Linked DNA regions of Homo sapiens: region 2 is linked to region 1. Evidence: chromatin contacts called from ENCODE Hi-C or POLR2A ChIA-PET data. All regions are on one chromosome and are shown on one strand. Each heading gives the region's core, a stretch centred on a gene start or an enhancer-like site at or near the end of the contact. The rest is flanking DNA. Distances are from core to core; before and after follow the strand shown. Region 1 has its middle 77 kb from the start of MAN2A1. Region 2 overlaps MAN2A1 (mannosidase alpha class 2A member 1).

The links. Hi-C counts contacts between places; a loop is a spot of excess contacts on that map. ChIA-PET counts read pairs that join two places held with the same protein, here RNA polymerase II (POLR2A).
Region 2: a map of A673 shows a loop between it and region 1 (2.4-fold over the local background). The contact joins two enhancer-like sites. A Hi-C loop is called at or near these places in 1 of 168 maps with a recorded cell type or tissue (A673). POLR2A ChIA-PET finds 5 or more read pairs at or near these places in 4 of 52 experiments (CD8-positive, alpha-beta memory T cell, H1, HEK293 and 1 more).

Annotation. Positions count from the first base shown.
Region 1 is chr5:109,611,137-109,615,271 of GRCh38, forward strand. No RefSeq gene overlaps it. Among named protein-coding and RNA genes, the nearest start is that of MAN2A1, 77 kb to the right of the region's middle. Within about 2 kb of position 1,560, at least 2 of the 41 ENCODE cell types and tissues checked have a DNase peak (open chromatin) inside an H3K27ac peak, as active enhancers do.
Region 2 is chr5:109,847,913-109,852,414 of GRCh38, forward strand. The region is part of intron 19 of MAN2A1 (mannosidase alpha class 2A member 1); the gene reads left to right. Among named protein-coding and RNA genes, the nearest start is that of LINC01848, 33 kb to the right of the region's middle. Within about 2 kb of position 1,744, at least 2 of the 41 ENCODE cell types and tissues checked have a DNase peak (open chromatin) inside an H3K27ac peak, as active enhancers do.

The DNA of each region.
Region 1 (4,135 bases), core at 310-2,809:
TTTTCGACTAAACTTGAATCAGAAATACAGTATTCACAGAATGAGAAACCCTTGTACATATGGGAGACCGACTTTTCCTTTATGTGAGTTCCAAAAGCCTCACTGTGGGACATGAGTGAATAGATTTTGGTACCCTCGTGGGGGCCTGGAACCAATCCCAGGCAGATACCAAGGAACATCTGTATGTCAAAATTATCAGATTGTATGCTTAAAATATATATAGTTTTTGTGTGTCAATTATACCTCAGTCAAGCTGTTAAAAAATAAAGGGATGGATAAAGGGGAGAAAATGAGAAAGGGTTATAAATCCAAGGATCAGGGCATGGGGTAAACTACTTACAGTCTGGATTAGGAAACATAGAAACGAATTTATTAATTAATGTGCCAGATTGTGTCTAGTGTCTAAGTAATTTTCTAATAGGAAGTTAGGTATATAGGGTTGAAAATTATCTTTTTCTAGTCATCAGGGTGCCATTTAGTGGCTTCCTAGAAAACCAGCTATAATTGTAGTAATGCACTAATTGCCCATAGAGGAGCCAGTGACTCCCAGGGGACTCAGCACATCTCTCAAGACTTGGAGCATCTGCTGCTCAGCCAGAGGTCTCAGCAGCACGCAGAGGGAGTGACATGAAATCCTCAACGGCTTGTCCTAGTGAACCTGTACTAACTCAAAAATGTTAACTGGTTTCCCGAGTCTCTCACTGTGTATCCTGGGCCATCTCTAAGGCTGCCTACTAAGCAGAATTAGCCCAGCCATGGTAAAGGAGGTGGCCACAGCAGTCCTTCCTGCCCAACATTTATGGACCCCTGCACTGTTCTGACCACTGAGCTCCTTCCAGGGGAGCTGGATTTGGGGCTGTGGATAACAAGCTTGGTCCTGACTTCTGAGGCAGAATGGATTCATTATCACAGCTAGCTCTGGGCACTTTGGTAGCCTTTTCCTACCAAATTATTTCTTGAGGTTAAAATATGCAAATAAGTACCGAGCTTATCTCCTTATCCCAATATATCTTAACCATTAAGCTTGACTTTGTGGCTGTTTATGTATGCATGCATTTTAGATATCATCTACTTCAGTCTTTCCACAAGTCAGACACTGTTTTCAGCAACAGGCATATTAACACACTTAATCCATATAAGAACCCTGTGGGTAGGTAGTAGCATTATCCTCATTTAAAGATGAGAAACTGGGGTGCAGCAGAGGTTAAATAACTAGTCTAAGGTTTCAGAGTTAGTAATAAACGATGGGGCCAGAATGTGAATGCAGGCATTTTAACGCAAGAGTCCACACTCAATTGATCATAATACTAATGAAACTGAGTGAGGGTGAGGAAATAATTGGCCATGAGCCAATCTACTTTGCCCACTGAAAAACATTCTGTTTGGTGGTCACAGACTTCTTAAAATGTTTACTTATTGGTGACAAGCAGTATCAAGCAAAAGAAACAGAATGGCTCATTGTAAAGCTATCCTGATGACTAGAAAAACAGCCCCCAGCTCAATGTCAGCATTGTCATCGTCACCCAGTGGGCCTGGGTTTTCTTCCCTGTCATCTCTGCCCAAACTTTGCTCCTGTGAGGAGCGGGAGCCACAGGGTTAGTGGGAAAGGCCGGTTGTCCTGCATCAGCCAGTGGAGAATTGTTGCCATTGTCCTAAGCTGTCAGAGAAAAGGCCCCCGCTGAGCTTTGTTCTGTGACACTTTGCCAGGAAAAGACACAGGAATCAGATTTTAGATCAAAATAAGGAAGAGCTAGAGGGAAACACTCCAATATTTCAACAGCAGGTATCTCTAGTTGGTAGTATTATGGATATTCTGAATGTTTCCCTTTATTCATCTGTATTTTCTACCGAAAACCTAAGTTAACATTATAACCTTTAAAGTGATAAATGGTGTAAAGACATAAGTAAGCATTTTCTGCCAGAGCTACCAAAGGATTGACTAGGCTGCAAAACTTAATAATGGGACTTAGGAAATGCACATACGCACACAAACTGTTCAGCTGGAAGGGATGAAGTTTGAATGAACCCCATCAGAGGAAATGACATTCCTTTAATAGGAGATAATCAAGCGTACGTCTAATGATTTCTTGATGGAAGTACAGTAGAGAAGATTCAAGCATCTGTCAGAGAGTCAGCCTAGGACACTGCTACTCAAAATGTGGTCTGTGAACTGGCAGTGTAGGTATCTCCTTGGAGCTTGTTTGAAATATAGAATTTCTTGCCCTCACCCCAGGCCACAAGAATCACCTGTAGATTTAAGTATTTGGCCTAGTTCAAACGTGGGGGCTTCTTATACAGTAGTGCTAGGTCCAGAGCAGGTTTAAGAACTGAATAAACTTAGAATCTCCAGCTAGCAAGGGCTCCGGAAGGTCATCCTTGGGCCGGATGACCTTCCAGAGTCCTTGCCAGCTGGAGATTCTAAGTTTCTCAGCCCCCGGCAAGCCATTCACCACAAGGCCAGTCACGTGTTCCTTCTACCCTGGATGTAAAAATTCTGCCAGCCTGGCTACCTGGGGCATCCTTCCCTCTTGGAGCATATTTCATGGCTTTGACTCTCACCCAGATGGGACTTTCATCTGAGCATTCAAAGTATCTTCTCAACCTGCCCTGCCTCTGTCTTTGCCAGTGTTTCACTCATGGGCCCACTGATGGCCTACCTTTGCAGGTTTACTTCTGCCTCAGTTCCATCTTAAGCCAATTCTGTTGGAATGGGAGGGAGAGCTACAACCTTAAGCCCCAGGGTGTGCAGCAGGTTTAGTTAAGCCCCATACCCAGTTCACAGTACAGGAGCGTAGTCACCCCGTGGTTCAGTAGAGGGCCGTGTGGGTGATCTATGAATACTCGTGTTGTGCCTTAAAGTGCAGCAAGTGCTAACCTTCCTCGTCTTATATTGACCATGTGACTCTTCTTGTCTCCTATCCTGGGGTCTGATTAATTCATCTTCATTGTATACTTTAGAATCTTTCTAGAACCCAGGGGAAAGGAACTAGTTATATTTGAGCACCTATCCTGTGCTTGGGACTTTGCTTTGTCGTATTTGGTCTTCACCATCACAACAAGAGGAAGTTTATAATGATCTATTTTACAGAAAAGAAAATCAAGGCCCAGAAAGAGTAAGTAACATACTCAATGTTGTACAAACAGTAAGAGGCAGAAATTTGACCCCAGAGTCCTCTGATCCCAAATTTCTCTGTTGATTCCATCATCCCACATAGCCTCCTAAACATTGCCAGTTGGCAGCAGGATGGCCCAGTGACCTGTCAGTTCTTGTCAGTCTGGCTCCATGGAACTGGAGAAGCTTGTGTAACAAAATGGAGATATTTGGCTTGTGTAACAAAATTCTGACATTCTGTCAGAATTCCAAGGTTTGTGAAAAACAAAGCAATGTGGTGGGGCTACAGAGTCATATATCAGATCACAGGCTTCAGAGAGCTACATGACAGAGCCGCTCTAGAGAAGGAGAGGGGAAATGGTTGGAGAAAAGGAAGCTGGCAGGTGGCCACACCCTCCTTGGAAATTGTCATCGGTCTCCCCCGCCGTATTGGAAGCTCCAGAAAGACAGGGATTATGTATGTCTTGTTCACTACCATATCTATTGCAATTAGAATAGTAATTAAAACATAGTGGGTACTCAATAAATGAATGGATGTGACCAACCCCTGCCCTTTGACCCCACAAATATTCAATAAAACTGCAAAAGTTATAATATACTCTGTGTGACTGAGTTTCTTGTAAAAATTGATGAGGGATGGGGTATTGCACCTGGGTTAGTTCTGTGGGAACCTAAAATGCATACATAGATACAGTAGAGACAGAGAAAACCATAAAAAATAAGTCTGGAAATGTGTGCTAACTATGGTGTGGGTCTTCAAGTCTCTACTTAGGAGCTTACGGATATGAAGAAAGTTTTTCTACATCTCAGAGAGTGGGAAAGCCTGCAAGTGACTCCTGGAAGACCTCGAATAGACATGTACTCCAGGCAACAACTACCTTCTTATCTTTTAAACACCAACCAACATGCTTGCCCTGCATGCTTATCGGACCAATGCCAAGAGTTATCAAAATGAGGAGAGGAACTATGTTTCCTCTTGGGCATTAGACTTCAGCTTCCCTGCTACACCACTGGCATTCATTC
Region 2 (4,502 bases), core at 494-2,993, 240 kb after region 1:
AGATGTGGCCCACATTCACAGAAAGAGAACTTCAGTTATAAATATCGTGTAAGATTTGCACTTAGGTCTTTTTATTTTTTATGTTTGCTTATTATGTAGATAAAAAATAATGACAGGAAATCACTTTGGGTAAATATTCCTGAAATTATTTTGAAAGACATAAGAATTGAAAAATTGAGCTAAATAAAAGTTAAAGAATAGAACTTAGTCATATACTTAGGAGATTAAATTTGGTAAACTTTATTTGAAATCTTAGTAAAATTTATTTGAAATCTTAGTGTACTTATTCTAGTCTTAGACTCTTCAGTTGAAAATGTATTTATATGTAGGTTTTCTATGAGGTTTACTCCTCAAAGCAAAAATCTAGTACTCTGTGTTGAATGGTCTGGCAAAAGCCCAGCTGGACCTGAATGACCTGACGATATGCTTGTTCAGGCAAAGTTATCTTCAGAGTTCTCCGTAAGTTATTGATCCACCCACCTTGGATAGCCCTGAGCATGGGCTTTTTCTTTTTGCTCTATTCTCCTTTCTGCACCTGACCATTGCAAGTCCTTTCTGCTCTTTTCAGCCAGTGATCGTACCTTTCACTTTATAGAGAGAACAGCCATTAGACAGGGCTCTCTGTTCCAGTTATCTAACATCTACTCCCACCCTTCCCATCTCTCCTCCTGTTACATTTAAAAGACACTTTACAGTCCATCATCCTAGGCAGGTCCCACCACTTGTCCTTGGAACTTACTCTCTTCACCCACCTCAGCATCCTTTTACTGTTCATTCTCTCCCTCTCTCTTTCTCCCTTGCTCCTCATATCCAACACTTCCTGGGAGATTCTTTCTGTTAGCTTTTGAACACTCTGTTTTCTTCTATTAAAAGTAGAAATGGAATACAGCCTTCCTTCAGACTCTTATTTCCATTTCCTGTAAGCTGCTATCCTCTTCTCTCCTACCCAATTGAGTCAGAGTTTATGAGATGAGTTTATTTCATCACTTCCTTCTCACAATCCATTTGTTTCAGTCTGGCTTTAGCCTCCATCATATTCTGAAAGAGCTCTTTCCGATGTCAGTAGATCCAGTGCATATTGACTTTCGTCATCTTACTTCACCTTTCAGCAGTATTTGGCACTGGCCATTGTCACTCTCTAAAATACTGCCTTGCCAGGGCTTCTATGGAGCTATGCAGTTTGGTTTTCCTCCTACCTGTCTGGCAGTTCTTTATCTCTCTAATAGTTCTCTACTCAGCCATTAAATCTTAGAGCTCTCAAAGCATGTCCCCTGGCCTTCTCCTTTTCTTATTTTTTATGCTATCCCTTGGCAATCTCTTCTACTCCTCTGGTTTTGTTTGCATCTTCCACACAGGTAGAAGCCACTAATACATATCTCCAACTTAGGCTTGTGTCTGACCTCCTGATTTATCTATCTAATTGCTTCCTGATATTCTCTGTTTAGAAGGACACCTCAAGTTTGACATATCCAAAACACTCATAATCTCTCTTCTCTCCCAAACCTGGCCCATTTTCAGTGTTCCCCCCAGTCAACAGCCACCGCCATCCATACAACTCCAAGACAGACATGAGTTCTGCCTGATAGACACTTCTCCCCATCAGCCTTTTCTCACAGAGTAATTGCCATCACCTATCTATCTCATTGCCTGAATATTTCAAATTTATAATCTTCTTTACTTCCACCACCCTAATCTAAAGTGACTTCCTGTATTTCCTGGGTCTAGCCTATACACATCCACCCTGTTCTCTTTCTGCCGTATGTCTGTTCTTAACCCAGAAGGCAGAATGGTTTTTTTTTTTGTTTTTTTTCAAAGCCACATCTAACTTTATTGCTTCCTGTTGAACCCTCTGATATCTTCTCATTGCTATCAGTATAAAAGTCAAAATTTCTTACCACGGCCTCCAGAGCCCCTCATGATATGGGCCCTGCATGTCCCCTAGGCATTGGCATTGGCATGCCTTTTACTGTGTCTGCTTTAGGCCCACTGGTTTCCTTTAAGTCCCAAGTACTTTCCATCCCCTCCTCCCCACCGCACTTTTGCACATGGCCTGTTATCCTCTGCCTTAGAGACTCTTGGTGATAGTTCCGGTTAGTGCTTACTTCATCAGCTGCTTCTGGACCAGGTTAAAAGCCCTTCCCCTATGCTGCCTCCAAACTGTGCATCTCACCTTCCTGCAAGTGTGCGATTATTTGATCCTGTCTTCTCCCCTCCTTTGGACCATAAACTCCATGAGAGTGGGGAATGTGCCTTTCTTTGCTTCTAGGATTGTTCCTGGCAGAGGACATGCCTAATATATGTCATATGAATGAATATCGAAATGCATAGATGAATGAGCTGTTAGAGTACATTTTGCCACTGTATTTATTGCAATTTCTGCCTATTACCTTGTCTTCATATGCATGTTGCATTCCTCCTACTAGATTCCAGGGACTTGTTGCCTTCATTTTCATTTGTCCTTATATTTGGTAGACATTCTTTAAACAAAATACTAGTTGATTGAATGAAATAGCAACAGCTAATTAAAGCAAAAATTCTTCCAGTATTTAGAATATTTTAGAAAAAAGAATTAGTATCCACTTTAGATGTCAAGAGCCATACCATTCTTGAGACTCATATTTTAAATCAATCACTGACAAGATAGCTTAGTTTTAAGGACTAAATCTGCATAGGAAAATCATTGTCTGAGTGCTGACAGCTACTGTCTTTTGCTCCTCCTGAAAAAGTTTCTCGCTTATATGACTTTATATTGACACTAATCTATAAAACTTCTGTTAACTGCAATAATAAAAATTTTCACATCAAATCTATAAAGCTTTGACTTAGAAGTGAAATAATTTGTTTATTCCCATTCAGAACTCCTTGGATAGTAATTGATTTAAATTTAATTTAATGTTTTTATGTTGATTAAATTTTTCTTTTACTCAAGTATAGATTCTGGGTCTTCAATTAATGGTTTCTTTTAAATAAGAAATGAACTAGAGAAGAGAAAATACATTTTAATGTCTAGTGAAAATAATTAAAAAGACACTTAATTGATGAAAGTTAATACCATGTAACTTGAATTTTCTAGAAAGAGTTCTTAATTTCAACTCAGACTCAAATATCTAAAATAATGATGGAGGGAAGTGAAGTAGGGGGATACTCCCTGAATAGGAAGAGATTTTAATGGGAAGCCCTGAGCATGACAGAGCCTCATGGAAATAATCCCGAGCTGACTAAGTGGAAGTAAGTCCTGTCCTCAGAGAATTCTGCAGAGAGTCAGTAAAAACAAGGACTTGGATGATATCCACTGTGTAATATGTGCAGGTGTCCAGTGAGGACTGTGGCTGCACGAGGTTGACCATCATTTATGCTAATCATCCTCAAAGCCAATAGAAATGGAAAATAGGATTCATCTCTTTGGCATTGCCAGGGTTTGAATGTGTCCCCCAAAAGTTCATGTGTTGAAAACTTGGCTACCATTGTGGTAATGTTGGGAGTGGGACCTTTGGGAGGCTTTTGGGTCATGGGGGATCTGCCTCATGAATGAATTAATGCCATTATCATCGGAATGGGTTAGTTATTGCAGGAGTGGCTTTGTTATAAAAATGAGCTCTCTTGCACTCTCTTGCCTTTTCACCATGTGATAATGCAGCAAGAAGGCCCTCACCAGATGCCAGTGCCATGCTCTTGGAATTCCCAGCCTCCAGAACTGTGAGCTGAATAAACTTCTTTTATAGATAAATTATCCAGTCTGTGGTATTCTGTTATGGCAGCAGAAAATGGACTAAAAACAGGCATTGACGGCTTTAGGATTTGTTTCTTTGACGGTTTATCCTTACCCCTTTCCTGCTACTGGTTGGTTAATGAGGCACTGAGCTAGGAACCCTGTAAGTGTTCAAGTGTTAAAATTGTGTTGTTGTACCTTTAAATATAAGGAGAAGAAATTGGGAGAGATCAGATTAAAATATTAAATACTTATATGGTTTAGAAAAGTGACAGCATAAGGGAGATCAACCAGGTTTAAGGGTAAATACTTAGGTGACCAGAAGATCTACAGTAAACTTGAGGACATATCCCACCAAGACCCACAACTCAGCTCCAGCTGATTGTTTCCACAATAGGACTGAATGCCTGCCCAGGGTGACACAGATTTCCAGTTTCTTGGGTAAAAAACAAAAAATGTGTTTTGGGTTTTTTGAGGTTGCTTTTTTATTATGAATTTTTTATTAAAGAGTTGGCTTAAAAACAAAAAAAAAAAAACATTTTAATACCATACAGACCTACCAAAATGTGTGATCTACAAATCTGCCCCACAGTCTTCAGCTACAGATACTTACCTCCAAATGTTATGATTCAATGTATTATTCTTCATTTTCTCTCCTCCTTCCTCTTTGTCTTTTTTACTCCACCCTTCCTCTCTAGTGTTCTTCTTTCATTTATTTATATTGCATTTGCTTATTAAATTAATAGATTTACTTCAACAGACATTTATTAAGTTCCCACCATGTTTCAAGTCA